Regions from separate parts of the Homo sapiens genome. Here region 1 is linked to region 2. A link is a loop called in an ENCODE intact Hi-C map of the cell type or tissue named here. Cell type or tissue: HCT116. All regions are shown on one strand. Links, peaks and the distances in the headings refer to the core of each region. The heading gives the core; the rest is flanking DNA.

The links. A loop is a pair of places that touch in the nucleus more often than their neighbours do. Peaks named below come from ENCODE experiments on the same cell type or tissue, not always from the same donor. Only the 100,000 strongest peaks of a DNase experiment are listed, where the experiment ranks them.
Region 1: a loop joins it to region 2, with 3 times the contacts of the local background. A loop is called at or near these places in 2 of 110 quality-filtered maps.

The regions. Positions count from the first base shown.
Region 1 is chr10:14,388,383-14,404,683 of GRCh38, reverse strand. No RefSeq gene overlaps it. Among named protein-coding and RNA genes, the nearest start is that of MIR4293, 13 kb to the right of the region's middle. In HCT116, for the core only: CTCF peaks have their summits at 7,936 and 12,628 (motif pointing left); DNase peaks (open chromatin) are centred at 7,456 and 7,886; H3K27me3 peaks cover 1,553 bases.
Region 2 is chr10:14,816,257-14,832,557 of GRCh38, reverse strand. CDNF (cerebral dopamine neurotrophic factor) reads left to right here. Exons shown (of 4, transcript NM_001029954.3): 2 at 4,286-4,413; 3 at 6,938-7,079; 4 at 12,400-13,313. The coding sequence ends at 12,578. Among named protein-coding and RNA genes, the nearest start is that of CDNF, 14 kb to the left of the region's middle. In HCT116, for the core only: a CTCF peak has its summit at 9,205; a DNase peak (open chromatin) is centred at 9,197; H3K27me3 peaks cover 286 bases.

The DNA of each region.
Region 1 (16,301 bases), core at 4,904-12,903, 430 kb after region 2:
TGTGCAATCTTGAAAAAGGTACTTCACCTCTCTGAGCATCAATTTCTGTATATGCCAAAATGAATTAATAACAGTGACTTCATAGGACTGTTAAATGAGATACTGTAAGAAGTGTCTGGCAATATGGCTAGCACATAGTAGGTACTTAATAAATGATAACGACTATAATTTTCTAGTGATTTGTCTGTGGATACGTTCATGAACATCTGTGTGAAGGGTAGGACTGCGGTCTTGGTAGGAGAAGACAGTTGGCATGGGTGACACATAAGCTGAGTGAGGGTGCCCAGGAATCAAGGTGGGTGTGAGGACATTGAGGACCCTGACAACATCTTTGCTTTGGCAGCAACTGGGCTTTCTATTATGGAAAGGAAATGTCATGTTTATCCAGCCAGATAACCAGGCTGCTACCATCAGAGAGCTTTTAAACGGAGCTTTGCAAATGTGTTCTGTGCAGCCTGCGGTAATGAGATTCATGCTTCTTCAGTGGTAATCCTCCACTAGACAGCATTTTAAATCTTTTTCCTATTTGGTGCACGGAACTGAGGTCCCGGATATACATATTTCCAAGTGTCATTTTTAATTTAATGCATGGTTGCACACATTACCACTGGCACAGCTAAATAGTTAAACTGGAATCCATCAATTTGTCCTGAACTGTTGACATGTAGGGTAACACTATGGTTAAATTAAATTTAGATATAAGAACGAGAGGCAGCTTGGTTCCCTGGCAGCCCTGAGGCCTGCTTTGTCAGTGAGGCCTGGCTGCAGGAGGAAGAGGACATTTTAAAATATGAGGCACATTCCTCACCACCCCTCAGTATGGCTCTGGGAATCTGCTGATTCTGTTGCATTTCTGGTTATTTTCCCTGACTGAATGGCAAAGCAGACCAGGTGTCTAGATTCTGGCAGGAGAGCGCTGTGCGAATGTAAAAGAAAGCCACCATTAATAGGAATAACCTGGTTTGCAAATCATGGCAGTCTAGAGCTAGGACAGATTTGAGAGACCCCAGAATGACAGAACTGGGGAGATGAGCCAGAGCTTCAGTCCAGCTCAGAGAGGTCAGGCAACCCGCCCAAGGACATCTGGAACTAGCATCAGGGCCTCAGGCTCAGAGCGGGTGCTTACTCTTCTGCGCTCAACTGTGCCTTATGCGAAGACGTGGCTGAGTGGTACCTGCTGCTCGTTTCTGTGAGAGCCTGGGAAAGTGATAAAACCTCTCCTAGCTCAGTTTGCTTGTTTGCAAAATGGAGATAATAGCAGTAATGGTCTCTTAGGGTTGTCAGGAGGATTAATGAGTTACTAGATGTGAAATGATTAGGACTCTACCTGGCACTTGGTAAGAGCTCAGTACACCTAAACTATTCTTGTTGTTGTACTAATAAAAATTACCTATTTTTATTATTGACCCAATGTTTGCTCAGAATTGTTTATCCAGGAATAGAGACACTCAGAGATTTCCTAGGTCCTTAATGGTGGTTTCTTGCAGGCAATGGCATGCAGTTCTAAGAGAGCCAGGGTATTTATCTTTTAGGCCTGTTGTAACAAATTACCCCCAAATTGGTGGGTTTAAACAATAGATATTTATTCTTGCACAGTTTGGGAGGCAAAAAGTCCAAAGTCAAGGTGTCACCTGGGCCATGGCCCCTCCAAAGAGTCAAGAGGAGGATGGTTCTTTGCCTCCTCCAGCTTCTTGTCTTATTCCCTCATCAGCCCACCCTCTGTCCCCATCTCCATGTGACCTTCCCCACTTCTCCATGTGTCTCTCCCCTGTGTCTCTCTTGTGAGGACACTTATCATTGGATTTAGGACCCACCCAGATAACGCAGGATCTCATCTCTGATCTCCTCCTGAGGTCCTTAACTTAGTTATATCTGCAAAGATGTTTTTTTCCAAATGAGGTCACATTCACAGTTCTAAGACATGGACAAATCTTTCTCGGGGCCACCGTTTAACACATCTCAGCTGGCCATTATGGAGATGAGAGGTGGGTATTGGAAATGGAACAAAAGTAGAAGGAATTAAAGCCATCGATTTGGCTTTGGTTGAACTTTTTCCTAAGCTGCCCTATTCTCTGGTACGTAGAGGGGCACAAGTGGTAGAAAGAGATAAATGAGACTAGAAAGAGTTATCATTCAACGGATCAAAAAGAAACATGGATTGTGACTGGTAAAGAAGGTAGACCCTCATTCATTCATTCTCCATTCATTCATTCATTCATTCAACAAACACTGATCGAGAGCCTGTGGTGTCCCTGGTGCTACCATATACTACATGCCAGGACATTTTTCCTGTCCTCATAAAGCCAATAGTCTAGGGAGGAACACATATGTTGATCAAAAACTTGAAACCAACCCAAATGCCCATCAATGGCAGAACGGATAAAGGAAATGTGGCACATAGACACCATGGAATACTATGCAGCCATAAAAAGAACAAGTTCATGTTCTTTGCAGGGACATGGATGAAGATGGAAACCATTATTCTCAGCAAACTAACACAGGAACAGAAAACCAAACACTGCATGTTCTCACTCATAAGTGGGAGTTGAACAGTGAGAACACATGGACACAGAGAGGGGAATATCATACACTGGGGCCTGTCGGGGGGTTGGGGACAAGGGGAAGGAGAGCATTATGACAAATACCTAGTGCATGATGGGTTGATGGGTGCAGCAAACCACCATGGCACATGTATACCTATGTAACAAACCTGCACGTTCTGCACATGTATACCAGAATTTAAGTAAAGTTTTTATTTAAAATTTAAAAAAAGATACAATACAATATGGTGAGTATGAACCTTGAGCTATTCTCAAAGGATTAGAAGTGCAGAGAGGAAGCATGCAACGTGCTTAGGGTTGGGGTGCAGGGAGAGAGGGGGTGAGTGGTGTATCAGGGCAGGCTTCCTGAGGGAGGTGACACTGAGTCAGATCTGAAAGAATAAGTCAAGTCATACATGAAAGATGCTATGGAGGGAGGGGATAGGAAGAGGAAAAGAAGACTGGCCACAGGAGCACAGGCATGGGGGCAATCAACAAATATGGGGTCCTGGAGGCAACACAGGATTCTCTGAGCATGGAGAGGGAGGAGGGACTGTGTGATGAGTCCACAGAGCTGGGCAGGGCAGATTCTGGGAGCCCTGTACACCATGCTAAGCACAGAGCATGGCTCTTAATGGATAGAAAACCTTTCAGTGTTTGTAAGTATTTTAAGCATTTATAGAGAGATTTGCCTTTTAGAAGACACACTCTTGGTTGTGTAGAAGAGACTGGAGGGTGGAAATCGAGCAGGAGATCAGTGAAGGAAGATTTTGCAGAAACTCAGTCAACAGAGGATCAAGACCTGGACTTAGTTACTGGGATTGTGAGAGAGGAGAGACCAAAAAATGCCTTCTATATCTCCAGCATAGAAGAGTGGTGGTAAGTACAGGGAGGAGCGGAGTTTGAAGGGAAGAGCACGATTTCTGCTGCGGTCCTCAGTGAGGAAATCCAGGAAGACAGGCCAGGTGGAAACAGGAATTGGAAACATGAGTTTGGGGCTTGGGGAGGAGGCGAAGCTGGTGGTATCTATTTGCAAGTCATCAGCATGTGTATTGGTTTCCAGTGGCTGCTATTACGGAGAACCATAGACTGGGTTACTTAAAGCAATAGAAATTTATTCTGTCACTGTTTCTGGAGGCCAGAAGTCTGAAATCAAGGTGTCATCAGAGTTGGTTCCCACAGGAAGCTCTAGGGAGAATCTGCTCCATGTTTCCCTCCTGGCTTCTGATGGCTGCCCACAGTCCTTGGAGTCCACTAGCTTGTAGACCTATCACTCCCATCTCTGCCGCTATCTTCAAAAGGCATTCTCCCCATGTCTGTCCCTGTGTCTCTTCTCCTCTTATGGAGACTCTAGTCATACTGGATTAGGGCCCATGCTATTCCACATGACCTCACCATAACGAATTATATCTTGAGAGACCCCATTTACAAATCAGTTCACGTTCTGAGGCTCCAGGAAGGACACAGATTTTTGGGAGGGGACCCTGTTCTGCCCAACACAATATCTATGTGGTATTTAAAACAATGGGATTATGAGCTCATTCAAGACAGGGGTAACGAGTTGAGGACAAAACACCAAATTTTGGAGCTAGTGCAGACAGAGGAGCCATAGATGGAGAGGAGAGTCTGGCAGAACCAGGAGAGGCAACATCACAGAAATGGACAGTTTCAGGAGGAAGATGGCAGTGGACATTGTCAAGTTTGTTAGTGGAAGAGAGATAGTTTGGAATTGTCATTGAGGGAAAAGGGAGCTGGCCAGCAGTGAGTAAAAGACTAAGAATCCTTTTCAGATGTAGACTAGGACTTTGTAGACACACTATGCAATTTTCCCTATTATAAGCTTTCTTTCTTTTGTGTTCAGAAGCAGAGAAGGTAGAACATAGTACTAATGTAAGAATGAGGTCTTGGTAGGTAAGTGGACAGGAGGAACTAGGTGCAAGAGAATTGGGTGCAAGACTGCAGAGAAGCTCAGATGATCAGCCATGGAGTTGAGGCTGGTGAGAAAGGAGGAGGGACCAGGAGATGCTGATGGACTGAAGAGAGGAACATAGCAATTGATTAGATTGTGAAATGTAAGAGAGTGCCTCCAATTATAGATGCTAATAGTTATTAATAATAACTTTAATTTTCTCATTTCAACCAAGACAATTTCATGTTTAGCTAAGTGAAGATGTTGTGGGTGAAGAGATGTTGCTCCTAGGAAATTTAATGGAATTTAAAAAATGCATGAATCTCAATGATTACTGATGACTCATAAAACCTTTTCTTGGAGCTCAATGGACTAATTCAAAGTCGCACTAGATAATTAGTGGCAAGGCAGAGACTGGAATGAGGGCAATGGTAATATCAACCACCCGACCGATAGATATGATCCATGTTTAGCCTTACCAAACCTGATGACTGTCTTTTCTCAATGCACTTTGTCACTCAACCCTTCCTTTCCTTTCCACCACCTCCACCTTAGCTCACAACCTCATCACCTTGTGCTAGATTTAAGGAGGGAATGTCCAGGTGCTAGCCACACTTCTAGTCCTTTCTCTACCCTAATTTTGTTTCACAGGCCATAGAATCATGGAGTTTCTAGAGAAGAATAATGAGGCTTTCAATGGATTTCAACTTCCTGGGCTCGAGCGATCCTCCCACCTCAGGCTTTCAAGTAGCTAGGACTACAGGCATGTGCTAGCACGCCAACGAAGTTTTGTCCACCTCAGCCTTTCAAGTAGCTAGGACTACAGGCATGTGCTACCACGCCAATGAAGTTTTGTAGAGATGGGATCTCACTATATTGCCCAGGCTGGTCTCAAACTTCTGGGCTTAAGCGATCCTCCTGCCTTGGCCTCCCAAAGTGCTGGAATTATGGACATGAGTCTCCACTCCCAACCTGAAAGTTTCTATGCATTTCTCCCATACAAAACACTTTGTGACTTCCCATTTTCTACACGGTGAAATCTACATTTCTAGCCTCTATTATCTGACTTCTGTTTGATTTCTCACGTTATTCTCCTGCAAGTTGCCTTTTACAACCAGAATGACCCAAACCATTTCTTTCCCCCTCAAAACCACTGTAATCATATTCTTATATACTGGAATTATCTACTTCTTCTTGTCCACTCTACTTAGTCCATATATTCTCAAGCTACAAGTTATGTCCTATATCCTCTTTGAATTCTTCTCCCACCATTTTAGCCTCTCACCAACTTTTTGTTTTCTAGTGACTTTCTTTGGTTTTTATTAACCATACTGTTCATGGAGCATATTTTATTTTTCAATATTTTTACTATTAATTTTGTGGGTACACAGTGTATATATTTCTGGGATACCTGAGATATTTGGATACAGTCATGCAATGCATAATAATCATATCAGGGTGAATGGAGATCCATAGCCTCAGGCATTTATCCTTTGTATTATAAACAATCCAATTATACTCTTTTAGCTATTTAAAAATGAAAAATTGGCCGGACGTGGTGGCTGGTGCCTCTAATCCCAGCACTTTGGGAGGCTGAGGCGGGTGGATCATGAGGTCAGGAGGTCAAGACCATCCCGGCCAACATGGTGAAACCCTGTCTCTACTAAAAATACAAAAAAAATTAGCTGGGCATGGTGGCGGGGACTTGTAGTCCCAGCTACTCGGGAGGCTGAGGTATGAGAATTGCTTGAACCAGGAGGCACAGGTTGCAGTGAGCTGAGATTGCACCACTGCACTCCAGCGTGACAACAGAGTGAGACTCTGTCTCAAAAAAAAAAAAAGTACAATTAAATTCATATTGACTATAGTTACCCTATTGTTCTATCAAATACTAGATATTACTCATTATTTCTAACTATTTATTTGTACCTATTAACCATGCTCCACCTACTATCCCACCACCTCACTAACCTTCCCAGCCTCTGGTAACCATCATTCTCTCTATCTCCATGAGTTCAACTGTTTTAATTTGAAGTTTCCACAAATAAGTACGAACACCCGAAGTATGTCTTTCTGAGACCACGAGGCATATTTTATGTAATACTATGCATTAGTTTTTATTTTTTTGTATTTCTTTTCCTTTTTGCCAGATCTAAAAATTCTTGGAAAAGCCAACGTGATATGGTAGAAAATCCTGAAAAGAGAGTAAGAGAACCTAGGTTGTAAACCTAGTGATACAAGTGATTAACTCTGTGATTTTGAGTAAATCTCAGGGCACCTCAAGTCTCTGTTTATAGACGTAAGACCTGCGCTGGTCTCTTGGGCATGCTAGGTGCTCAATACATCATTGATGCTTTCTTCAGAACCCCCCTTTCCTAATTATGAAATTCTAGACATGCAGAGGCTAGGGGCCACTTTGAATTCCCATGTTCTTAAGGAATGCAATTGCCCTCAAAGATGGTTTGTTTTAAAATTTTAAAAATTAAATATACTCCCTTTGTTTCACCACTGATTTTCTCTTCTTTATAGTACCTGCTTCCGAGTACTAATAAACAGAGCAACCTTGACTTAATGCCTTAGATAGAGAAAAGAAGGTTCAATTGCACACCTTGAGAAAAATGAACCAGAAGGTTTGCTAGAATCCCTGCAGGAGAGGACATTATTTGGTTTGGGAAGGAAATGGACTTCAATTCTCTGGTCTCTTCATTGTTTGACTTTGCAGCTTTTTTTTTTTTTTTTTTTTTCCCCAAACTCCATGGGTCAAGGAAAAAGGAAGGTGAAACCCATGGACAACTGCGACATCAGACACAGCTGGCTGGGCCGCTCCGCCAGCCCCCACTCAGCAGGCGGGATGCAATGTTCAGGGCAAGGGAGGCAGCCAGCCCCTGGCGTGACATTTTCAGCTGTGCAGCTGTGGGCCCTGGCACGTTGCTGCTGGAGCTTGATGGTTGCCTTCCAGCCCCTGAATAGCTTTTGATTAGGATGGGATGCCTAGCAGATGAGTCAGATTTAAACCACGCTGCATGTGGTTAGTAGCAGCCATTTTTTTAATCACTGTCATATTGACGGGGATTACAACTCCCCATGAGATGTCTTAATTTATTTGGCCCCTAACCTTTAAGATGACAATCGCATTTTGTGAGCTTCTGATGCTTTTCTTTTTACAGTCACAATTTCCCCCAGACCCAGGCCTTTAACTCCTTTCCAGAATTAGATGGACCATGGATACCATCAGTTCTGGGCCTGACTGTACTGTAATTAGAGTCCCAGAAATGTTTGGAGCTGACTTTTACACCCTATTCTTCTTATGATACCAGAAGTTGGTGTGCTCTGGATCAGAGAGGGAATTTCAGAGCAGAAACAACTAATAAAACTGTGACCTGGAGTGGTGGGGGAAATGGATACCAGGCATTCAACAGAAAGGCCGTAGAATATGGGGCCTCCTAAAGTGTGATTCCCCTCATGGCCACTAGGTCAATGAGTCCTGAAATTTTGCCAACAGAAAATAATTCTTCTGGCTTAAACGTGTTATTTTATTGGCAAGCAGGTGTTCCTGGAAGGGGTCGCCAATTGGTCTCTTTTCAGACATAAATGCCTAAATGTGCATGAGTTTGTCAGATCACTTCCTGAGGTTAGATTTTGTTGGAGAGCTCAAAAAGTGAAAGAAAGGGCTGCGTACATTCCTGTAATTCCAGCGCTTTGGGAGGCCGAGGAGGGCGGATCACCTGAGGTCAGGAGTTTGAGACCAGCCTGGCCAACACAGTGAAACTCCAACACTACTAAAAATACAAAAATTAGCCAGGCATGATGGCAGGCACCTGTAAATGCAGCTACTTGGGAGGCTGAGAGAGGGAGAATTGCTTGAACCCAGGAAGCGGAGATTGCAGTGAGCCGAGATCATGCCATTGCACTCCAGCCTGCGTGACAGAGCAAGCAAGGCTCAGTCTCAAAAAAAAAAAAAAAAAAAAAAAAAAAAAAGTGAAAGAATAAGGCACTGAACAATTGGTGGGATGAATCAGGAGAGGGGCTGTGGGGCTGTCAGAGATGGGGAGAGTAAAGAAAGGGGGGCTCACTGTACCCATTTTCCTAGGCATGGCACTGTTAAGGAACAGAATGATGGAAAATCTAGACATCGTAGATGATATTAGGTTGGTGCAAAAGTAATTGCAGTTTTTGCCACTAGAAGTAATGGCACCAACCTAATAGTGATAGGAACAAAGTCATGTTTAGAATTCTGCTCTCATAGAGAGACAGGGAACAACCCAGCCTGTACCTTATAGCACAGCAGTGCATTGAGTAAGGTCCAGGGGCATGTTAAACGCATAGCCTAATACATTCGCCCTCTCCCTACTCCTCCCATTCCAACAAAGCATTTCATAGTCCACGGTCCCTTGTCTCAGCTCTCATAACACCATATGAAAATACAAGAGCTTTCCACAAAGTCATGCTAAGAGGGTTAAGTCATTAAAAAGACAATATTGTACCTATATTAAAAATAAGAGCCATAAATAGTCCTATAGCCCTTGGAGTATAAATATTACTGTGTTTCCTTTATTTTCCCAAATTAAGATTGGTTGACCCCTGTGAAAATAAAAAATGATAAACTTAGAATCATATTATAGTAGTCTTAGTAAAAACTAGAAAAAATAAGGTTATAATGGCTTTGATAGGGTCAAATCTTGAAATAAAATAAACTTTGTTTGTAAAATGAGTTCAAGAACTCAAAGTGGTTGGGTGCAGTAGCTCACGCTCTAATCCTAACACTTCGGGAGGCAAAGGTGGGTGGATCACTTGAGGTCAGGAGTTTGAGGCCAGCCTGGCCAACATGGTGAAACTTCATTTCTACTAAAAATACAAAACTGATCCGGGAGTGGTGCCACGTGCCTGTAATCCCAGCTACTCAGGAGGCTGAGGCACGAGAATGGCTTGAACCTGGGAGGCAGAGGTTGCAATGAGCTGAGATCTCAACACTGCCCTTCAGCCTGGACAACAGAGTGAGACTTCATCTCAGAAAAAACAAAAACAGAAACTCAAAGTGCAGGACTAAGCACTTCCTAATCTCAAAAAATTGAGAAAAGTTAAATTAAGCAGTGCTCATATTTGGTGGTCAATAGAATACAATTGTACAACAACCTTCAGCCAAAGGAAGACACCTTTGGGTGTGGGGAAAAGGGGCAGGGGAGAAGGAGATAGATAGATAGATAGATAGATAGATAGATAGATAGATAGAGAGATAGATAGATAGATAGATTGATTATGGGAGTTCCTTCACATAATGATGGAGGCCACAAAGTCCCATGATATGCCGTCTTCAAACTGAAGACCCGGAGGAGCTGATGGGGTGATTCAGTCCGAGTCTGAAGACTTGAGAACCAGGGCAGCCAATGGTGCAACTGTCAGTCTGAGTCCAAAGACCTAAGAAACTGGAGGCCACTCATGTTGTATTTCAGAGTCCAAAGGCCAAAGAACCAGGAGCTCTAATGTCTGTGGGCAGGAGAAGATGCATGTCTCATTCAGCTTGAGAGATGGCTGGGCACAGTGGCTCACACTTATAATCCCAGCACTTTGGGAATCCGAGGCAGGAGGATCACTTGAGGCCGGTGGTTCCAGACCAGCCTGCCTGGGCAACAAAGCAAGACCTCATCTCTTAAAAAAAAAAAAAAAAGCAAATTTGTCCTTCCTCCATTTTTAAAATTCTCTTCTGGCCTCAATAGATTGGATGACGCTTGTCACATTGGTGAGGTGATCTTTACTCAGCCTGCCAATTCAAATGCTAACCTCTTCTGAAAACATACATGCAGAAATAATAATAATAATTTTACCAGCTATCTGGGCATCCCTTGGCCCAGTCAAGTTGACACAAAAAATTAACCATCACAACCAGAAAGCTCACATAGTCTAAAATGAGGTCTGTCAAACTTTGTTCTTAAGCTTACATGAGCATGCTATACTTCCAGAACCCAACACTTTGATATCTGGTCTTATGACTGCTGTTGATCAGATTTCAGGGACTGAGAAAATGCATATACTCCCTCTTAAATCAGACACAAAAGCCTCACTGAACTCAATAAGATTAATATATGTGGTGGGCCATTAGTCCATCTGTATTCAACTAGGAGTCTGATTCATTTCACATAAATAAAAGTAGGCAGCCAAAGTTATGTAATGAATATAGGGCATTTTCTATAATCACCTGACACACTTAGGACTACCATGTTCTAGATAGTCAGCATAAATATAGCCTAGTAAATAGTGTATATGTATATGTATATGTTCAAGAGAAGTGGGTAAAGTGAGCAAAGACTCCTCTAGGATTCCTGTGGTACTGAATCCTCTAGGATTCAGTGTCATGTACGTGATTTTGAGTGTACATTCTGAGTTCTTGAATAATGCCTATCTGGTTACCCAAAAGTGATCATCTCTATAAATGATACCATAATTTTCTTAGGGGATCTGGTTTAGTAAAGCAGATATATCAAGATACTCCTTGCTTGCCTGGGTGTGGCTGGAAATACACCAGATTGGAGAAATGTGCATCTGATAACCATTGAAGTTGAGGTTTTAGTTTATCTCCTTCAACCAAGGGTTCTCACTGAATCTTTTGAAGGTCAACGTCCCTATCCAGCCCAACCAAGTACTCTTAATAGTGATTTTGATCTTATGGTATATGACTAGCACTTTGTGTTATAACTCTTCATGCCGTATGCTCCCCTATTTGAAGGAATGTTATAAAATCCCCCCCACCTTATTGAATGCTATTGATTAACCGATTCAGTCATTTATTCACTCAGTTCTTTGTTTATTAAATAATGCCCGAAGTATTCTAGGCCATTAGTCAGGAGTTAGTTAACATATACTTTCTAAGCTCTGGGGTTAAAATGGTGAGACAAATAGACATGTTTTCCACTCTCACAATCTAGCAAAGAAGACAGACATTAAGCATGTAATGGAAACTCATTACATGCCTAATGACAGGCAGGGGAAATGCAGTAAAGAAGAACTGGATGTCATGGGCGCATTTGAGAGGGAGCCAGGGAAGTCAGGAAGGCTTCCTTGTGGAAGTCAAAGCAGAAATAGGTTGGAAGTATTTGCATATCACTGGATAGTGTGGATGCTATTTTGCCTGGGTTATAAGATGTGCCTGGGACCCCAACTCACTGATACTGTATTCTGTGGCCACTTGAATTGGTCATAAAGCTGTTTCATGTGTCTCTGCATTTCTGGAGGACAGTGATTCAATGGGACATGCATGAAACTAGGAGACCTGCACCCAGGTCAGTTGCTGGAGCGGGGGAAAACTTACAGACTTTCTTCAACCTTGAGCTGCTGCTGTTTACGGATTTTTATCCTTAAGTGTTAAAACAGTTTCAGGGTAGTCAATGACCTTATTAAGAACTTTCCTTTCTACTCTAGTCCTAATAGGGTAATTCGGGTTTTCACACCCCTATCATACTGAAGGGGAACATAAAGCAACTATGGATCTCACTAACAATGGCATCCAGTCAATAGCTCCCTGTGGGAGTCCAACCCACAAATCTTCCCCATCTCATCAAGGAATGCTTGGAGTTTCTTACATCTACTTCTGAGTAGCTATGAGAAGTTCTTTCCAGACTGCTTCTGAGGGATCCCCCTGTTTCAGTCACTGTGTCAATACCTTTGTGATAGTGCCAGGAGGTGCATCCCAATTTGCTGACATTAACTTGGGGTCTAGGTTCTCTTGTTTTGTTGAGACAGGCAGCCATGTGCTTTGGGTTCCTGACAGCAATGAATCTAGTTGTCTTTGCTTTGAATCAAAATTCCAGTTTGCCACAACCCATCCACCACCCTTCCAGAACTTGTCGCAACTCTTCTGTGGGAGAAGGAGAGAATTAAGAAGCAATATATTTGGGAGGCCGAGATGGGCGGATCATGAGGTCAGGAGATCGAGACCATCCTGGCTAACATGGTGAAACCCCGTCTCTACTAAAAATACAAAAAAAAATTTAAAAAGTAGCCAGGTGTGGTGGCACGCACCTGTAGTCCCAGCTACTCGGGAGGCTGAGGCAGGAGAATCACTGGAACCTGGGAGGCAGAGGTTGCCATGAGCCGAGATTGCGCCATTGCAGAGCAAGACTCCTCAAAAAAAAAAAAAAAAAGAAATATAAACAAGACCACTTGGTGCTGCCACCTGTGGGCCTGTGCCCCATTCCTGCTTCTTTTTTTTTTTTTTTGGAGGCAGAGTCTCACTCTGTCGCCCAGGCTGGAGTACAGTGGCACCTTCTCAGCTCATTGCAACCTCCGCCTCCTCCCAGGTTCAAGCAATTCTCCTGCCTCAGCCTCCTGGGTAGCTAGGATTACAGGTGTGCGCCACCACACCCGGCTAATTTTTGTATTTTTAGTAGAGATGGGGTTTCACCATGTTGGCCAGGCTGGTCTTGAACTGCTGACCTCAAGTGATCGGCCTGTCTTGACCTCCCAAAGTGCTGGGAGTACAGGTGTGAGCCACCACACACACTTCTTAGCTGACAATGTGGGCTCCTTAGCTTGGAGAAAGGGGCCCTGCCCAGATGCAGGAACAACGTGCAGATAATTTAGGGGAGAGGGAGCCCAATCTATTACACACAAATTCAAAATTTCCAAAGCTTTGCGTGGGAACTGCTGTTATAAATCCTGTTATCTGTTAATGGGATTTGGGCCTGAAACGCCCACATGCTGCTTTGAAATTTTCCTCCATCTGTTCATTTCTGCAAAGCTTATTTAGGGCAAGCGACGTAGCCTACTAGTGTTTCCAGCTGAACAATTTGGGATTGTAGATCTGTGGAGAAAATAGATAAATGGTTTGCTGGGGACTTCCTGCTATGTATCTTCTTAGGCCCCCTCCTCTGGCGTCTTCTGTTGAGAAGGTTCTTGAAGAAGTGGAGTAGGAGGAATCATTAGCAACACTGCATAGAAGGAAGAGTGATGGGCAAGAGTTGTCCACTCAACTGTGGAAATGAGATCAAATAAATACTTAAGAGACTCTTTTGGGAATTGACCCTGGTTAGACCTAGTTCAGGAACACATCAGTTCCTTAATTTATCTTTGGAAAATCTCACTATAAACACTAGCCTTTAAAAAAAATTCAACTTCTATAGTTTTTTCTCATCTCCTTGTTGGTTATGGGTCAGCCACACCTAGAAGGTTTCTTCCCTCAGAATCACTTTCCTTCCCTTTCATGCCAGGTGAATGTTGGCCCTCGGGCTTTTTGAGCCATGTTGAGAGCTGTCATGGATAAAATGAGCCCAAAGCTCTCAGGGCCCTGACCCCTTCACTGGCCTGTTTGCTGCTCTTGGCCACAACTCTTCTACAGACCCAGTTTTCTTTTCGGAAAGATATGGAAGTACAAAGTCTCAGAGTTATTTCATAATTACAAAGTACTTCTTAGATACTTATCCCTCCAGCAAATATTTCCTAAGTGTCCAATAGGCACTGCACACTGGCAGGTCCCAAGGATACAGAGGTGAAAAAGATACAAAAGGTTTTTACCTCCACAGACCATACGGTTGAGTGAAAGAACTGAAATTAAGCAAATAACTATATGTACACGCATATTTTCCAGTTGCAATAAGTGTTATAAAGGAAAGTGTAATGAAAGATTAAAACTGGAGAACTTGATTGAGATGGAGGGCTTCCTGGAGGAGGAAACTTTCAACCTAAAGGCATTATTCCTCTCTTATGTCTAGATTCCACTTTCATTAAGGGCATGATTGAGACTTAAGTCAGCAACAACAACTCTTGTGGCTTTTCAAAGCAAATTTGCCTGGGTGTGACTATTCCTTTCCATTTCAGTGCTTTGATAATTGAAACCAAGGAACCACAAAACATCTAGAGATGAGTTATCTCCTAACCTGTTTTCAGTGTCTGTGTAACTCATTTGGAAAGTACTAGATTCATAGTTCTACAGATGAGCCTTTTCCACAAAGGTGGTGAAGTCGCTGGGAAGGGAGTAGGATGGGTAGTGTTTGTGGGAGGAAGACTCTGCTGACAATAGGCCCTGAGGCCAAAATAGAGGACCTTCCCTCCATGTTGGTGCAAAAGTAATTGCGGTTTTGAACCATGAATTTTAAATCATTATAACTAGGTTCACAAACATCTTTATTAATAAAAATAGGGACCATTACAATCAACACATTTTTGCCAATGAGAAATGAGTTTGTTTATTCCTGTAGCATAAAAATCCATGCTTTGGGATTTGATGAACTGTTGGAAAGCATTTTCTGCATCCTGCTGGTTATGGAAGCGTTTTCCCTGCAAAAAGTTGTCAAAGTGTCTGAAGAAGTGGTAGTTGGTAGGTGAGAGGTCGTGTGAATATGGCAGATGAGGTAAAACTTTGTAGTCCAATTTGTTCAATTTTTGAAGCACTGGTTGTGGGACATGTGGTTGGGCTTTGTCCTGGGGAAGAATTGGGCTGTTTCTGTTGGCCAATGCCGGCTGCAGGCATTGAGGTTTTCAGCGCATCTCATTGATTTGCTGGGCATCCTTCTCAGATATAATGGTTTCACTGGGATTCAGAGAGCTGTAGTGGATCAGGCCAGCAGTAGACCACCAAACAGTGACCACGACCTTGTTTTGGTGCAAGATTGCCTTTGGGAAGTGCTTTGCAGCTTCTTCTTGGTCCAGCCACTGAGCTGGTTGTCACTGGTTGTCATATAAGATCCACTTTTCTTGCCTGTCACAAATCTGATCAAGAATTGACTCCTTGCTGTTGTGTAGAATAAGAAAAGATGACACTTTGAAACAATAATTTTTTTGATTTTTGCTCAGCTCATGAGGCACCCACTTACTGAGCTTTTTCATCTTTCCAATTTGCTTCAAATGCCCAATGACTGTAGAATGGTTGTCGTTGAGTTATCAGCAACTTCTCATGTAGTTGTAAGAGGATCAGCTTCTGCGATTGCTCTCAATTGGTCTTTGTCAACTTCCGATGGCTGGCCACGACACTCCTCATCTTCAAGGCTCTCCTCGTCTTTGCAAAACTTCTTGAACCACCACTGCACTATATGTTTTTTAGTACAGTAGGCCAAATACATTGTTGATGTCGCAAGTTGTCGCCGCTGCTTTACAACCCATTTTGAACTCGGATAAGAAAAGCACTTGAATTTGCTTTTTGTCTAACATTATTTCCACAGTCTAAAATAAACATAAAATAAACAGCAAGTAATAAGTCATTAGCCAAAAAACATAAAGCAAGAAATGCCCATTAAAATGATGTATAAGATAACCACATTTATTTAAGAATGTATCCAATATCAAATGTCAAATTCCAACGATGCAAAAACCGCAATTACGTTTGCACCAATCTAATAATTCCAGGTGATCTATGGAGGTGGGACATTGATGTAGAGTTGAGGACGATAACTGGCTTCAGGATTTCTCAAGAAAAGCTTTGAGAGATCTACACCTTGGAAACCCCAGCCCTAGAGGAGTGTTCTTCCAAGACTCCACGAACAGGAAAAAGTCCTGGATAGCAGCTGAGTGCCGCCATATTAACCCTTTGGGATGGGCCCCAGAATCTGTGTTTCCATCCAGTTCCCAGGTGATGTTGACGCTGCTGACCCTGCAAGCAACCTCCGAGGTCTCTCTCCTGGTTTCTCTCTGCTTCCCTCAAATTTCTCACTTCTTCCACGGACACTTATTTTTACCCACACTTGTTATCACTCTCTCCTTTCTACAAATCTACCAGACCCCAACCTTCATCTCAGCTCACAATTTGGTCATTTCTAAAATGAATGAAACAGGCCGGGAGCGGTGGCTCATGCCTGTAATCCCAGCACTTTGGGAGGCCGATGTTCTGTGCTGGAAACACGTGAGAGGAGAAGAAAAGGCACACACAC
Region 2 (16,301 bases), core at 5,307-13,306:
GGTCTCCCTGCTTTCTTTTCTGCTTCCTTGTAATCCATTCTTCAGACAGCCTTCAGAGACATCCTTTATGAATCATGTCGGACCATAACTCTTCTCTACTCAAAACCTTAAATGGCTTCCCTTCTCAGAGTGACATCCAGAGACCTTACCAAGCTTGAAAGGCCCTGGATGCCCCAGCATGCTGCTGCCTATTTGATCTCATTTGCTACACACCTCCCTCTTGCTCCCTCTACTTTAGCCACACTGGCCTTCTGGCTGTTCCTTGAAGCCACCAAGGACACTCCTGCATTTGAGCCTTGGTACTTGCTGTTCCTTCTGCCTGCGGAGTTCTTCCTCAAGTCATCCACTTAAATTGTTCTTCCACTTCCTTCAGGTGTCTGCTTGAATATCACTTTATCTAAGAGATCTTTCCTAACCAATCCATTAAGAATCGTACTATTACCTTGTCACCCTCCATCCTCCTTACCATGTTTATTTTTCTTCTTTGCTACGTATACCTTTACTTCTATCGGATGTAACTCTCAAGGGCAAGTTCTTTGTTTTCTTCATTACTGAATCTTAGGAACCTAGAATACTGTTTTGCACTTACTAGTCGCTTAGTAAATATTTGTTAAAAACATGAATAACTGGCTATTATGTTTAGTATTCTGTTCATGTTGATAGCATTAGAAATAAAAATATATGGGCTAGGCACGGTGGCTCACACCTGTAATCCCAGCACTTTGGGAAGCCGAGGTGGGCAGATCACCAGGTGAGGAGATCGAGACCGTCCTGGCCAACATGGTGAAACCCTGTCTCTACTAAAAATACAAAAACTTAGCTGGGTGTGGTGGCACACGCCATTAGTCCCAGCTACTCAGGAGTCTGAGGCAGGAGAATTGCTTGAACCTCAGAAGGTGGAGGTTGCATTGAGCCGAGATCACACCACTGCACTCTAGCCTAGGCAACAGAGCGAGACTCCATCTTGAAAAAAAATATATATATATATATGTGTGTGTGTGTGTGTGTATATATGTATTATATATGTGTATATATGTATTTTATATATATGTATATACAGTATATATATGTGTGTGTATATATATATATATATATGACTTTAAGCTCTAAAAGATGACATGATTGGCCAGTCATCTAAAAGCAACTGAAAATACTGGATAAAATAAAAATGTGAAAATATTGTAAAGTATGAGTTGGGAAGGCATACCCAGAAGCCAACCACAGAGTGGAAGTGGGAGTCCAGGGGGTTGAAGGGAGCACTGAAGCTGGCTTTACCTGGGAGCATTTGTTAGCCAGGTGATCTGAACTGAAGTTTTCATGGTTTTGGCTAAATAAACACAAGTCCCAGGCATTTCCAAGTTAGGAGAGTGAGAGCAGATCCTCTACCAACTAATTCAGGGCCCCAAAGACCTAGCCCTTCATTATAAAGGGTGAACTGAAAGTAACTACAACCTATTTCCATCTTTAGAGACTAAAAGAAATGGTTTCACTTGAACATTTTTACTGATAAAAGGAAAAACAAAACTTTCTTGATAACTCATAATTACAAGCTCGTGCACATAGGTAGGGGTCAAAGGCCCCATTCACACTACTAGGATGATCTGAAACATCTCGAACTGATAATTTAGTTGAAAGTGATTTTAAGTAGATCATACCCTCAGGAATCAGCAAATGTGAGTCTTGTTTTTGTTTTTGTCTTGTTTTGTTTTTTGAGACGGAGTTTCACTCTTGTCGCCCAGACTGGAGTATAATGGTGTGATCTCGGCTCACTGCAACCTCCGCCTCCCGGGTTCAAGCATTTCTCCTGCCTCAGCCTCCCAAGTAGCTGGGATTACAGGCACCTGCCACCACTCCTGGCTAATTTTTGTATTTTTAGTAGAGACGGGGTTTCATCATATTGGCCAGGCTGGTCTCGAACTCCTGACCTCAGGTGATCCACTCACCTTGGCCTCCCAAAGTGCTGGGATTACAGGCATAAGCCACCGTGCCCAGCCAGCAAATGTGAGTCTTACTTACAGGAACCCACATTCAACCTAGTCCTCAAAGAATTCATACAGTTAAAGTTCTAAGAAATAGAGCTGCCACTTAGAAAAGTCATGAACCCCTAGGGAAGAAGGGCACATAAGTGAGAGCCAGCTGGAACAAAAAACAGAAGAGGCACACCCCTGCAGTGGCTTCAGGTATTGGAATAATCAGGCATAGAAGTTATGTTTTTTTATGTTTAAAGAAACATAGAACATAAACCGAACCCATCCCTACCCATAGGGGACTATAAGGAAATTTACCTTGACACTGAGCAAAGTAGAAAAAAGAAAAAATATATATCTCTGAGAAATGATAACAACAAAACGTCCCTCACTTGTATTTGCAGCCAAAATTCACATCGGGGCCCAAAAACTTCAAGCTATATATTTAGTTTAAAGCAGTGCCTGGCTAGTTGCCCTTAGTCCCTGAGAAATACAAATACAAATCCTTACTGGAAATAATGCTCCTTCATCTCAGGCTTCAAACAATCTTCACAAATAAGTTTTGAGACGTATGAGTATCGTGTGGCGCAAAATAAGCAAGCACACAAAGAAACGAGGCACCAGGAACAAGAACCTATAGAAACAACAACAAATAGAAACGTACTCTGGGCCTGATGCAGTGGCTGTAATCCCAGCGCTTTGGGAGGCCGAGATGGGCAGATCACTTGAGGTCAGGAGTTTGAGACCAGCCTGGCCAACATGGTGAAACCTCGTATCTACTGAAAATATAAAAATTAGCAGGGTGTGGTGGCGAGCGCCTGTAATCGCAGCTACTTGGGGGGCTGAGGCAGGAGAATCACTTGAGCCAGGGAGGCAGAGGTTGCAGAGAGTTGAGATTGCGCCATTGCACTTAAGCCTGGGTGAACAGAGCGAGACTTCGTCTTAAAAAACAAACAAACAAACAAAAAAAACTCTGAAGACTTCAGATATTGAAATTTTCACACACAGATCATAATTAAGTTTAGTGTGTTTAAAGATATAAAAAACAAGCTTGAAAGTATCTTCAAGATATAAGGAACTAGAAGAAATGACCTAACAAGCCTCCCATTTTAGCCTCCTCAGTAGCTGGGACCACAGGTGTGTGCAGAGACAGAGTCTTACTGTGTTGCCCAGGCAGGTCTCAAACTCCTGGCCTCAAGAGATCCTCTCGCCTTGGCCTTGCAAAGTGTTGGGATTACAGGTGTGATCCACTATGCCCAGCCTGATTTCACTTTAGGCTCATAACGATGGAAATAAAGACTTATGCAGATCACCAAGGGGCTTCATTCAGGATTCTTATTCAGGTTTTTCTCTGTGCTTACAATTATGCTGTCCCAAGATGATAGCCTATTTTATTTTAGGGTTAGCCAAATTTTGTGGAAAAGTTATCATTTTAGGTAGAACTTCGTTCCAATGATTGATTGATTCAATATGCTGTTACAATGTGTCCACTGCATTTAGGCCCAATACTAAACTAATAGCAACAGGCCTGAAATCATTCTTTTTATTTATATTTTTAATTTTCTTGAGACAGGGTCTCACTCTGTCACCCAGGCTGCAGTGCAGTGGCTTGATCATAGCTCACTGCAGCCTCCATCTGCCGGGCTTAAGTGACCCTCCCACCTCAGCCTCTCGAGTAGCTGACACGACAGGCATTCACCATCATGCCTGGTGTTTTTTTGTTTTTGTTTTTTTGTGTTTTTTTTTTAGTAGAGACAAGGTCTCACTATGTGGTCCAGACTGGCTCCAAACTCCTGGGCTCAAGTGATCTTTCTGCTTCTGCCTCCCAAAGTGCTGGGATTACAGGTGTGAGCCACCATGCCTGGCCCCCAAATCATTCTTACTTAGCATTGGAATCCACTGTCATGAAGCATTGACTCATATGGACGTTTCTTTTTTTGTGTGTGAGATGGAGTCTTGCTCTGTCGCCAGGCTGGAGTGCAGTGGTAAGATCTCGGCTCACTGCAATCTCCACCTGCTGGGTTCAAGTGATTCTCCTGCCTCAGCCTCCTGAGTAGCTGGGACTATAGGCACGCGCCACCATGCCTGGCTAATTTTTTGTATTTTAGTAGAGAGAGGATTTCACCATGTTGGCCGGGATGGTCTCGATATCCTGACCTTGTGATCTGCCCACCTCAGCCTCTCAAAGTGCTAGGATTACAGGGGTAAGCCACCATGCCCAGCCCCATATAGACTTTTAAATGTGGTTAGTGGGTCATATGCATAGGTGTGGTAGTGGTTAAGTTGTGCATGCAGACATATTTATTTGTTCCTTCCAGTATGTAAAGAATTCTTGAACCGATTCTACAAGTCACTGATAGACAGAGGAGTTAACTTTTCGCTGGACACTATAGAGAAAGAATTGATCAGTTTTTGCTTGGACACCAAAGGAAAAGAAAACCGCCTGGTATAGTAAATTTCACCTTTCATTTTCCCCATGTGCTTGAAGAATACTGCTAATAGTTTCATTTCTTAGACGTGAAGTCCTCCTACTTACATGTTTGCCTCAAGTATGTCCATTTTAGAGCACGCAGCAAGCAGAAATCCATCTTCCAGTGACATGTAGTTCTGCGTGTTTTCATCCAGAATATTTCCAGTGTTACTTTACTTTCTGAGTACACCACAGATAACCAATTCTATGTTTTCTTTTTTCTTTTTCTGAGACAGAGTCTTGCTCTGTTGCCCAGGCTAGAGTGCAGTATCATCATCTCAGCTCACTGCAACCTCTGCCTCCTGGGTTCAAAGCATTCTTGTGCCTTAGCCTCCCGAGTAGCTAGGATTACGGGTGTGCACCACCACACCCTGCTAATTATGTATTTTTAGTAGAGACAGGGATTCACCATGTTGGCCAGGGTGGTCTTGAACTCCTGACCTCAGGTGATCCACCCACCTCAGCCTCCCAAAGTGCTGGGATTACAAGAATGAGCTACCATGCCCAGCCCAATTCTACGTTTTCTTAAATGAAATTATGAAACTGAATTCCCAATAAGAATTTAGCATCCTAAGAGTGGGTGGGCTTTCCATTTCTTACCAAGACAATTAATCAAACTTATCAAAATATTTTACATTATTATTTATACATAATTAATAAAGTATTTATATTTTCTTCTAATCACATTAATATGGTGTTTCCTGGGCATACACATATGGCTTGTTTCAATATACTGTTTTATATCACTTAAGACAATTTGGGGCCAATTCCTTTTTCCCTAAAATTGTCAGATTGTCAGTTACATCTGCATGTTGGCTGTTCACCATGGCCATGTTGTAAAGCTCATGCCATTTATCCGTATCATTAAGGTCTATCTATCTATATTTTTTTGAGACAGGGTCTCCCTCTGTCACCCAGGCTGGCGTCCCAGTGATCTTTCCTCACTGGAACCTCAACCTCCCAGGTTCAAGTGATCCTTCCACCTCAGCTTCCCAAGTATCTGGGACTAAGGCACATGCCACCATGCCCAGATAATTTTTGGATTTTTTTTTTTTTTTTTTTTTTTTTGTAGAGACGGGGTTTGGCCTTGTAGCCCAGGCTGATCTCGAACTCCTGAGCTCAAGTGATTCACCCGCCTTGGCCTCCCAAAGTGCTGGGATTACAGGTGTGAGCCACTGTGCCCAGCCAACGTTTATATTTTTAAATGTAAAATTTTGAAGTCAGGGAGCTTGAATGTCAGAATTGCCTGATGGGAAAAGACATGGGCTCTAGAGCCAAAGTGCTGGGTTTTATAATTCTGTCTCTTCTATTGCTAGATCTGGGGACCTTCAGTTGGCTTGGGTATAAAATACAGATACTAATAGTACTTATTTCACAGGATTGTTGTGAGACATAAATAAGTTAATACCTTTAAAGCACTGAGAGCAGCACCTGGCACAGAGAAAACACTTAGTGTCAGCTCTTCTCATTAGTCTTTTAACACCATGTGAATTGTAGGGCACATCTAATTAGGATGATCACGAGAATGGAGTCACTTGTTTCCTGGTGGCTTAGTCAGCAGGTTAACCTCTCTTCTTCTTTCTTCTTCTTCTGCTTCTGCTGCTTCTGCTGCTTCTTTTTCTTCTTCTTCTTCTTCTTTTTCTTCTTCTTCTGCTTCTTTCTTCTTCTGCTTCTTCTGCTTCTTTCTTCTGCTGCTTCTGCTGCTTCTGCTGCTGCTGCTGCTTCTTCTGCTTCTTCTTCTGCTGCTGCTCTTCTTCTGCTTCTGCTGCTTCTGCTTCTGCTGCTTCTGATTCCTCCACTTCTGCTGCTTCTTCTGCTGCTGCTTCTGCTGCTTCTACTGCTTCTTCTGCTGCTTCTTCTACTGCTTCTTATGCTTCTTCTGCTGCTGCTTCTGCTTCTGCTTCTTCTTCTTCTTCTTCTTCTTCTGCTGCTTCTGCTTCTGCTGCTGCTTCTGCTTCTTCTTCTTCTTCTCCTTCTCCTTCTCCTTCTCCTGCTTCTGCTGCTGCTGCTGCTGCTGCTGCTGCTTCTTCTTCTTCTTCTTCTTCTTCTTCTTCTTCTTCTTCTTCTTCTTCTTCTTCTTCTTCTTCTTCTCCTTCTTCTTCTTCTGCTTCTGCTTCTTCTGCTGCTTCTTCTTCTCCTTCTTCTTCTTTTCTTCTTCTTCTTTTTTTTTGAGATGGAGTCTCACTCTGTCACCCAGGCTGGAGTGCCCTGGCATGATCTTGGCTCACTGCAACCTCCACCTCCTTGGTTCAAGCAAGCACACCTGGCTAATTTTTGTAGTTTTAGTAGAGATGGGGTTTCACCATGTTGACCAGGCTGGTCTAGAACTCCTGACCTCAAATGATCTGCCCTCCTCAACCTCCCAAAGTGCTGGGATTACAGGCGTGAGCCACCATGTCCAGCCTACCTCTTTCTTCTTGATACTGTATTCCTTCATTACTGGAATGATACTGAATGTCTTCATTGTCTGGAACACTCAATTCTCTTCATTTTCCTTCAGTGCTATTATCTAGGAGCCACAAAAGACGCAGCCACAAAGATCCTAAGTGAAGTCACTCGCCCAATGAGTGTGCATATGCCTGCAATGAAGATTTGTGAGAAGCTGAAGAAGTTGGATAGCCAGATCTGTGAGCTGAAATATGGTATAACACAGCCCCGTGTTTTTCCCAGTAGGTCCAATGGATTCCCAAACCTCTAAAGTTGGGGCCATGTCTTCTAAAAATTCAGTGTTAAAAGGAAAGAAATTCACCACTCATCAATAAGTTGCTTGGCTGATGAATGGTACCTATGGGCATTTGAGTTTCGTTGAGGGAAGACAAATAAATAGTACAGGCATAATCAGCATTAGGTTAAAATTGCCAATGAGGCCTGGCGCGGTGGCTCAGGCCTTTCATCCCAGCACTTTGGGAGGCCGAGACGGGCGGATCGCAAGGTCAGGAGTTCAAGTACCAGCCTGGCCAATATGGTAAACCCTGTCTCTACTAAAAAAATACAAAAAAATTAGCCGGGTGTGGTGGCGGGCAGCTATAGTCCCACCTACTCGGGAGGCTGAGGCAGGAGAATCGCTTGAACCCGGGAGGCAGAGGTTGCAATGAGCCCAGATCCCGCCACTGCACTCCAGCCTGGGTGATAGAGCAAGACTCTGTCTTAAAAAAAAAAAATTGCCACTGAAATCACAGAGTTTAGACTCCTAACACACCAAGGCAAAGCCAGATACGTATGTCAAGGAAAATCTCAACATATAGAGAGAGCAGCTACTCCTGGTGATTTGGATCTTGGTAATCTATTAAAACAAAACTAGTACCTATTCAAAGATGATACAAGGACTTTGAAGATGTAAAGATGACTATGACTTCCTTCCTAGGCAGAGCTACCATTCTGCCAGCTTTAAATTTTGGGAAATTGGTTATTCACATCAAGTCAGGTTTTTCCTGGTAAAATAGCTTATCAGAGGGTGCCCAAAACAAACAGCAAGAAAAGGAAGGAGATGTCCTTTTTTTTTTTTTTTTTTTTTTGAGGGGAAGTCTCGCTCTATCACCCAGGCTGGAGTGCAGTGGTGCGATCTTGGCTCACTGCAATCTCTGCCTCGTGGGTTCAAGCGATTCTCCTGCCGGAGCCTCCCGAGTAGCTGGGATTACAGGCATGCACCACCACGCCTGGCTAATTTTTGTATTTTTATTAGAGACGAGGTTTCACCATGTTGGCCAGGCTGGTCTTGAACTCCTGACCTCAGGTGATCCACCTGCCTTGTCCTCTCAAAGTGCTAGGATGACAGGCGTAAGCCACCATGCCCGGCCAGGAGATGTCCTATTTTAAAATGTTATCCTTGGCCCCATACATTTCACATGGATAGATCTTTTATCATGATTTGTATCTGGGCTAGACATTTGGGTAGATTGAGTGGGTATCATAAAAGGATGTGGAATTCCTTCCTCAGCCTATCCTTGACACCTGAAATCCCACTCATTCCTTTTGCTTAAGTCATTGTTTTGCATGCATTACATACCCAGTGTAGTACTGTCAACTACCTAAGTAATTAGCATCCACCTCTAAGTTATTTTAGTCTTATTTTCCAACACAGCCGTGTAATAGTCCTATGCACCATAGCCACATAGCTAGCTTTAAGTAGGTTTAAGGTTGAAAGTTACCACAGACAACCTATTTCTTAACTTGCAAAGCACAAGCCCTAACTTCCAGGGTAGTTATTAGAGTAGGCATCCCTTTTTTATTGGCTTCCAAGCCATGAAATAGGGGCAGAAATCACTGAGTCCATATAAACAATATTCACAAACTTGGCCGGGCGCGGCAGCTCACACTTGTAACCTCAGCACTTTGGGAGGCCAAGAAAGGAGGATCATTTGAGCCCAGGAGTTCAAGACCAACCTGGGCAACATGGTGAAACCCTGTCTCTACAAAAATACAAAAATTAGCCAGGTGTGGTGTTGAGCGCCTATAGTCCTAACTACTCAGGAGACTGAGGTGGGAGGATCACCTGAGCCTGGGAGGTCAAGGCTCTGGTGAGCTGTGATTTTTTTCACTGTACTCCAGCCTGAGTGGCAGAGTGAAACCCCATCTGAAAAATAAATAGATAAAATAAAAATAAATAAAAGCCAATATCACAAACCTCTTTTGATTTTTTAAATTCAACAAATTTGTTGTGAATACCTTCTCCTATATCCTAGGGATCTTACAGGGCTCCTTAAACAATAGAAAAATCAGATATTATTGAGACGAAATGACTACCTAATGTTTTGGCGATGCTGGCCACTAGAGGCCCTTGGGGAGCTATGAACTAGTTTTAATCTTTGTGTGGACCTTTACTTTGGAGTTTTGGGGCATCACAGAGGTTTTCCTCTTTTTAAAATTAATGCCAGATACCAAGTTCTCTAGAAAAACTCAAAGAAACTACTGACATTTACAAAAAAATGTATTTTTCTCCTTCAGCCTCTTATCTTGAATAGACTAATAGTTCTTAATTATCCTCCCCAGCTATTGTTAGCAGGAAAGATAAGATTAAACAGGGACCTTTGTGCTGTGGGAGATTAATAATTTGGGCTATGCAAGTTTCTACTTTAAAAAGTATTCTGTCAGATCAGCCATGAAATTAACAAGCAAGATAAGTGTGGAGTTGGAGTATGTTTTCAATTAGGAAGGTGCCATTTGGTTTTTGACCTGAAAGAATGTTTTCATTTGCTTGCTTTGTGTTTAAAAAGGATAGGGAATCACTATAAAAATTTAAGGGTTTTCTGGAGCACAGTGTATAGCTGACCCTCTAAATACAAAAGTCTTTTAACATCCAGCTTTTAAATTAGAACAGAGTTACCGGAAGGTTTTGACAAATAATTTGACAAATATTAGGTTTTTAATGTTTTTAAATGTTGTGTTCTACTACTCAGAGGTAAAAAAGAGAAAGAACTTTCAAGAGAAGTCAAGCTGTAAAAATTCTAGGCTGCCACTAGTTGTTTAATAAATAAACTTAAATGTTGTATTCATTATCAAAGTGAACACCGGACAAGCGGGGAGGGGCAAAAGACACTTTTTTTTTTTTTGACAGTCTCACTCTGTTGCCCATGCTGGAGTGCAGTGGCATGATCTCTGCTTACTGCAACCTCAGCCTCCTGGGTTCAAGAGATTCTCCTGCCTCAGCCTCCTGAGATGCTGGGATTACAGGTGTGTGCCCCCATGCCCCTCTAGACTTTCTTTTGAAAGAGGAAAAGTACCTCTTTCTGATAGGAAAATTATAATTATTGGTATATTACAGATGAGCTTATTATTTTTTGTATTTTGGGCTTTTTTTCAATCTTTTCAGCAATTGAGAAGTAGCTGAGTTCTTGATATTTTCTGCACATAATCTATAAACAGCGAAATAGTAGTCTTGCTAGAGGAGGTTAGATGTTGGTGACAAGTATCATTGGCAAGAATTTTAGAAGCCAGGTTGGCTGGCACCAAAGCCCTAGCATTGGAGAAGTGGGAATAACACAAAGGGCTGTACCTGCTGTGATAATTTAGCAACCTAATCCCAGTAGGGGCTGGGCATCAGGTGAGTTTCAAAACAGAGATCCCAAACAATTAAGGTTCAGCGAGAATATTCCTAATTTTATTCACGTGTTTGCATTTCTTTACATTTTTATTTAAAACCCAATAGTGCTTTGTCATGTGTATGTGCTCATTTGCTTTGCCGAAGATACATCTTCCTAGAAAAAGTGAACCATAACTTTTTGCTGGTTAATTACAATCTATGGGTTTCAAGTTGGCCGCAAACCAAGGCCATCCCAAAGGAACCGATTGCCTTTTATATATGAGTTTCCTTCTTGTTACCTTAACAGCAGCAATTTGGATACAGTGCTATTTGTTTTAGGAATACTGATCTTGAGAATGCTCCAAATGGTAGTAAACATTGTGGCACTACATAGGCCCTTAGTTTTGAAGCAAGTATAATCTCTTGGAAAGAAAGTCAAATTAAAAACACAAATTATCCCAATAACTTTGTATACACTGTTGTCCTTCAGTACCTGTGCAGGAGGGGTTCTGGGACCATACTCAGACACTAAAATCCTGATGCTTAAGTGTTTGCATATAACCCATGTGCATCTTCCCTCCTGTATACTCTAAATCATCTCTAGATTACTTATAATACTTAATACAATGAAAATGCTATTTGTATTAGTCTGTTCCCGCATTGCTGTAAAGAACTATTGGCCAGGCGCGGTGGCTCACGCCTGTAATTCCAGCACTTTGGGAGGCCGTGGCAGGCGGATCAGCTGAGGTGAGAAGTTCAAGATCAGCTTTGCCAACATGGCGAAACCCTGTCTCTACTAAAATACAAAAATTAGCCGGGCATGATGGTGGGTGCCTGTAATCCCAGCTACTTGGGAGGCTGAGACAGGAGAATCGCTTGAACCAGGGAGATGGTGGTTGCAGTGAGCAGAGATCATGCCACTGCACTCCAGCCTGGGTGGCTAAGCGAGACTCCGTCTCAAAAAAAAAAAAGAAAAAGAACTATCTAAGACTGGGTAATTTATAAAGAAAAGAGGTTTAATTGGCTCACAGCTCCACAGGCTGTACAGGAAGCATGGCTGGGGAGGCCTCAGGAAACTTAGAATCATGGCAGAAGGCAAAGAGGAAGAGGCATGTCTTACGTGACTGCAGCAAGAGGAAGAGCGCAAAGGGGGAGGTGCTACACTTTGAAACAACCAGATCCCTCATGAACTCACTCACTATCATGAGAAAAGCTAGGGTGAAGTCCACCCCCATGATCCAATCACCTTCCAACAGGCCCCTCCTCCAACAGCGGGGATTACAATTCCTCGTGAGATTTGAGTGGAGACACAAATCCAAACCATATCATTGTAAATAGTTGTTATACTGTATTGTTTGTATTTTTTTTTTGAGACAGAGTCTCAATCTGTTTCCCAGGCTGGAGTGCATGGCGTGATCTCGGCTCACTGCAACCTCCATCTCCCAAGTTCCAGAAATTCTCCCGCCGCAGCCTCCCAAGTAGCTGGGATTACAGGCATGCCACCGCCATGCCCGGCTAATTTTTTGTTTCTTTTTTTAGTAGAGGTGTGGTTTCACCATGTTGGCCAGGCTGGTCTCGAATTCCTGACCTCAGGCAATCCTCCCGCCTCAGCCTCCCAAAGTGCTGAGATTACAGGCATGAGCCACCGTGCCCAGCCCTGTTTGTATTTTTTAATTGTTGTAGTGTTATCTTTAATTTGTTTAGAATATTTTTGATCTGCTGTTGGTTGAATCTGCAGATGCAGAACCCACTGATAGAGAGGGCTGCTGTACCACATTTTCCTTGGGTGTGTCTTGGTTTCCATGGAAACTGGAATTCTTCCCTGCCTTGGATCATAGGGTAGTCAGCACCAAGATAAGCAAACTATATGCCTTTTGAAGTGATTCATAGGGATTTTTTTTCCATTTATTTTGTAATTGGCTTTTTTCCTTTTTGCCATTTAGAAAAAACACTGGACTTGGCATCAGTTGACCTGCGGAAGATGAGAGTGGCAGAGCTGAAGCAGATCCTGCATAGCTGGGGGGAGGAGTGCAGGGCCTGTGCAGAAAAAACTGACTATGTGAATCTCATTCAAGAGCTGGCCCCCAAGTATGCAGCGACACACCCCAAAACAGAGCTCTGATCTCCAATGCCAGCACATTTGTGACTTGTAATTAGAGAGAAAAGTGACTCTCTAGGATATGGACATGTTGATTAAGGATAACTGGGAATGCATCATATTTGGTCTCATGCTTTTTGTGTTGGTATTATTCCTCAGAATTTTGTTACGTGGGTTTATGAGTGAAACTAATACTACTGATAACTTACATTTGCAGTGTACCAAAAGCTAAAAGTTCCTTTCTCATAAGTTTCTTGGAATGACTATGCCAGTTTTCATTGCCTGTCTCCTAAAAGTGACCTACTGACAAATTGATGGAGTAAATTGATTCCAAGAAAGAAGAAGGCATTCAGAGACTCCTCTCTGGATGCAATTTTAAAATATATTGGACTAAAACAAAAGACACAACAGTCAGCTTATCTAATGCACAACTTCAATCCCAAATACAGAATCAAAAGTTTTTTTCAAGTGAATTTTCTGTTTTCACTCTATATTGTAGCTCTCTTTGGTATCAGAAATGGTCAGGCAGGAGTACTCGTTTTTCCCATTGGAAGAAAACCCACTTAAACCTACTTAAAGAAAATAGAGAGATCAAGAAACCGTATAAGTATAGCCAATGTTTGGCAATTATATCAACATTTACATTGTTAATTGAACCAAGCTCAAGGTCTTTTTCATTCCTTACAGTCACATATCAGACAAGTTTTTGATGGAAGATTAAAGCATATTAAAAACACTCATAGGCAACTTGGAACTTTACCATTGTTAATGCTATTTTATCAGCTTTCGGTTGTAAAATCATCTTTGGTTCCATTTTCTGGCCACATAAGAATAAGAAACCCACAGTAGAAGTGTCCGCCTCTGTGTGGCAGGTACAGCTGGGGAATACTGAAAAAACATTTCCTTGGAACTTTCTGGAGTGATGGGAATGTCCTATATCTTGATTGACATGGGGATTACATGGGTTAATAACATTGTCATCTGGTAGGATAATTAAGATCTGGGCATTTTATTGTATGTACATAATATCTTTAAAAACTGCTGTAGAAAAATTATTTGGAAATTAACTAAAATTAATTAATTCAACACACCTTGTTTGCTAGGCACAGTGGCTCACACCTGTAATCCCAGCACTTCAAGAGGCTGAGGCGGGAGGATTGCCTGAGTCTAGGAGTTAGAGATCAGCCTGAGCAACAGAGTGAGGTTCCGTCTCCACCAAAAATTTTAAAATTAGCTGCGCATGATAGTGTGTACCTGTAGTCCCAGCTACTCGGGAGGCTGAGGTGGGAGGACTGCTTGAGCCCAGGAGGTGGAGTCTGTAGTGAGCTGTGATCCTGCCACTGCACTCCAGCCTGGGCAACAGAGCAAGACCCTGCCAGAATATATGAAAAAACAAACAAAAAAGCCCACCTTATTTATTCAAAGAATTGCATTTACTGGCTGGGGTTGTTTTCAGGGAGTGGAGGAGACATTTTCAGACTGAAAATATACATCGAAAACATAATTTTTAATTCTAAATGCTGCAGAGGTAAATGCATTTTCAGCTGGGAAGCTGATATGTCAGAGAGTTAGTGGTTCCTAAGGAAATATATATATGATGTAACTGAAAGGTGAGAATACAAAGCTGTGGTGTAATGAATGGTCAAAGTAATTATTGTTTCTGAATTTTGGCAGCTCGATTATCATTTGTAAAGCATCTACTTTATTTTGAATTATATCTTCAAAAAAACCAAAGTTTGTTTTTGGTTGTTTTTGTTTCTTTGAGACAGTCTCGCTCTGTTGCCCAGGCTGGAATGCAGTGGCACAATCTTAGCTTACTGCAAACTCAGCCTCTTGTGTTCAAGTGATTCTTCTGCCTCACCCTTCCGAGTAGCTGGGATTACAGGCGCCCACCACTATGCCCAGCTAATTTTTTTGTATTTTTAGTAGAGACGGGGTTTTGCCATGTTGGCCAGGCTGGTCTTGAACTCCTGGCCTCAAGCGATCCACCCACCTCAGCCTCCCAAAGTGCTGGGATTACAGGTGTGAGCCACGATGCCCGGCCTCTCCAGAGTTTTCTTTTCTAAACTTCTTATAACCTTTATATCTGTTTTTATTTTTGCATTTTGAACCTATCAAGAAATGTGTTGTTTGAAAATATTATGTTTGGTGTCTGACCTCAAAATCGGGTCGCATTTCTATGTCTTTTCTTCAGGATACAAATTGAGGTAATAGAAACAGTGCTCAGCCAGTCATTTGTATCCATGGTGTTTAGTCTGTTTTTTTTTTTTTTCTTTCTTTTTGGACAGAGTCTCACTCTGTCACCCAGGCTGGTATGCAATGGCGCTATCTCAGTTCACTGCAACCTTTGACTCCCAGGTACAACTGACTCTCCTGCCTTAGCCTCCCCAGTAGCTGGGATTACAGGCGTGCACCACCACACCTGGCTAATTTTTGTATTTTTAGTAGAGATCGGGTTTCACTATGTTGGCCAGGGTGGTCTCAAACTCCTGACCTCAAGCGATCCACCTGCCTCATCCTCCCAAAGTGCTGGGATTACAGGCATGAGCCACTGTGTCCGATCTAGTCTGTTTTTTTGTTTGTTTGTTTGTTTTAAAGAGAATTTACATCAGTGCTTCTCAAACTGCACATATGGTGTTTATCACAGCACAATTCACAATTGCAAAGATATGGAACCAACCTAAGTGCCCATCAACTGGTAAGTGGATAAAGAAAATGTGTTTGGCCGGGCGCAGTGGCTCACGCCTGTAATCCCAGCACTTTGGGAGGCCGAGGCGGGCGGATCACGAGGTCAGGAGATCGAGACCATCCTGGCTAATATGGTGAAACCCTGTCTCTACTAAAGATACAAAAAATTAGCTGGGCGTGGTGGTGGGCGCCTGTAGTCCCAGCTACTCGGGAGGCTGAGGCAAGAGAATGGCGTTAACCCGGGAGGCGGAGCTTGCAGTGAGCTGAGATTGCGCCACTGCACCTCAGCCTGGGCAACAGCGCAAGACTCTGTCTCAAAAAAAAAAAAAAAAAAAGAAAATGTGTTTATGTTATCAGGCATAACAAACATAATACAGCATGGAATACTACTTAGCCATCAAAAAGAACAAAATCATTCTTTTGCAGCAACTTGGATGGAAGTGGAGGCTATTATTCTAAGTGAAGTAACTCAGGAATGGAAGACTAAATCTGTATGTACAAACCTCTATGTTCTCACTTATAAGTGGGAGCTAAGCTATAGGGTAAGCAGAGACATAAAGAGAGGTATAATGGCCATTGGCGATTCAGAAGCAGGGAGAGTGGGAGGAAGGTAAGGGATAAAAAACTACATATTGGGTACAATGTATGCTACCTGGTGACAGGTGAGCCAAAATCTCAAACTTCACCACTGTACAATTCATCCGTGTAACCAAAAACCACTTGTACTCCAAAAGTTATTGAAATAAAAAATAAATAGCTGAAAAGTAAAAACAAAAACTGGGCGTAGAGGCAGTCTTGTTAAAGTAGGGGTTCTGATTCAGTGGGTCTGGGGTGGGGCCTGAGATTCTGCATTGCTAATGAGCTGCCAGGTGATGTCCACACTACCCTTCCAGGACCACGCTTTGAGTAGCAAAGGCCTAGGTCAAGGATCCTGCAACTGATACATACTTTTTTCCCTTTGCCAGTATCAACCTAAATAGTAAACAGAGAAAGGCTCTCTAAAAAAAGATGTTTGTTTTGGGAATAGAGCATTGCAATGGGAATACACAAGCCTTAGTA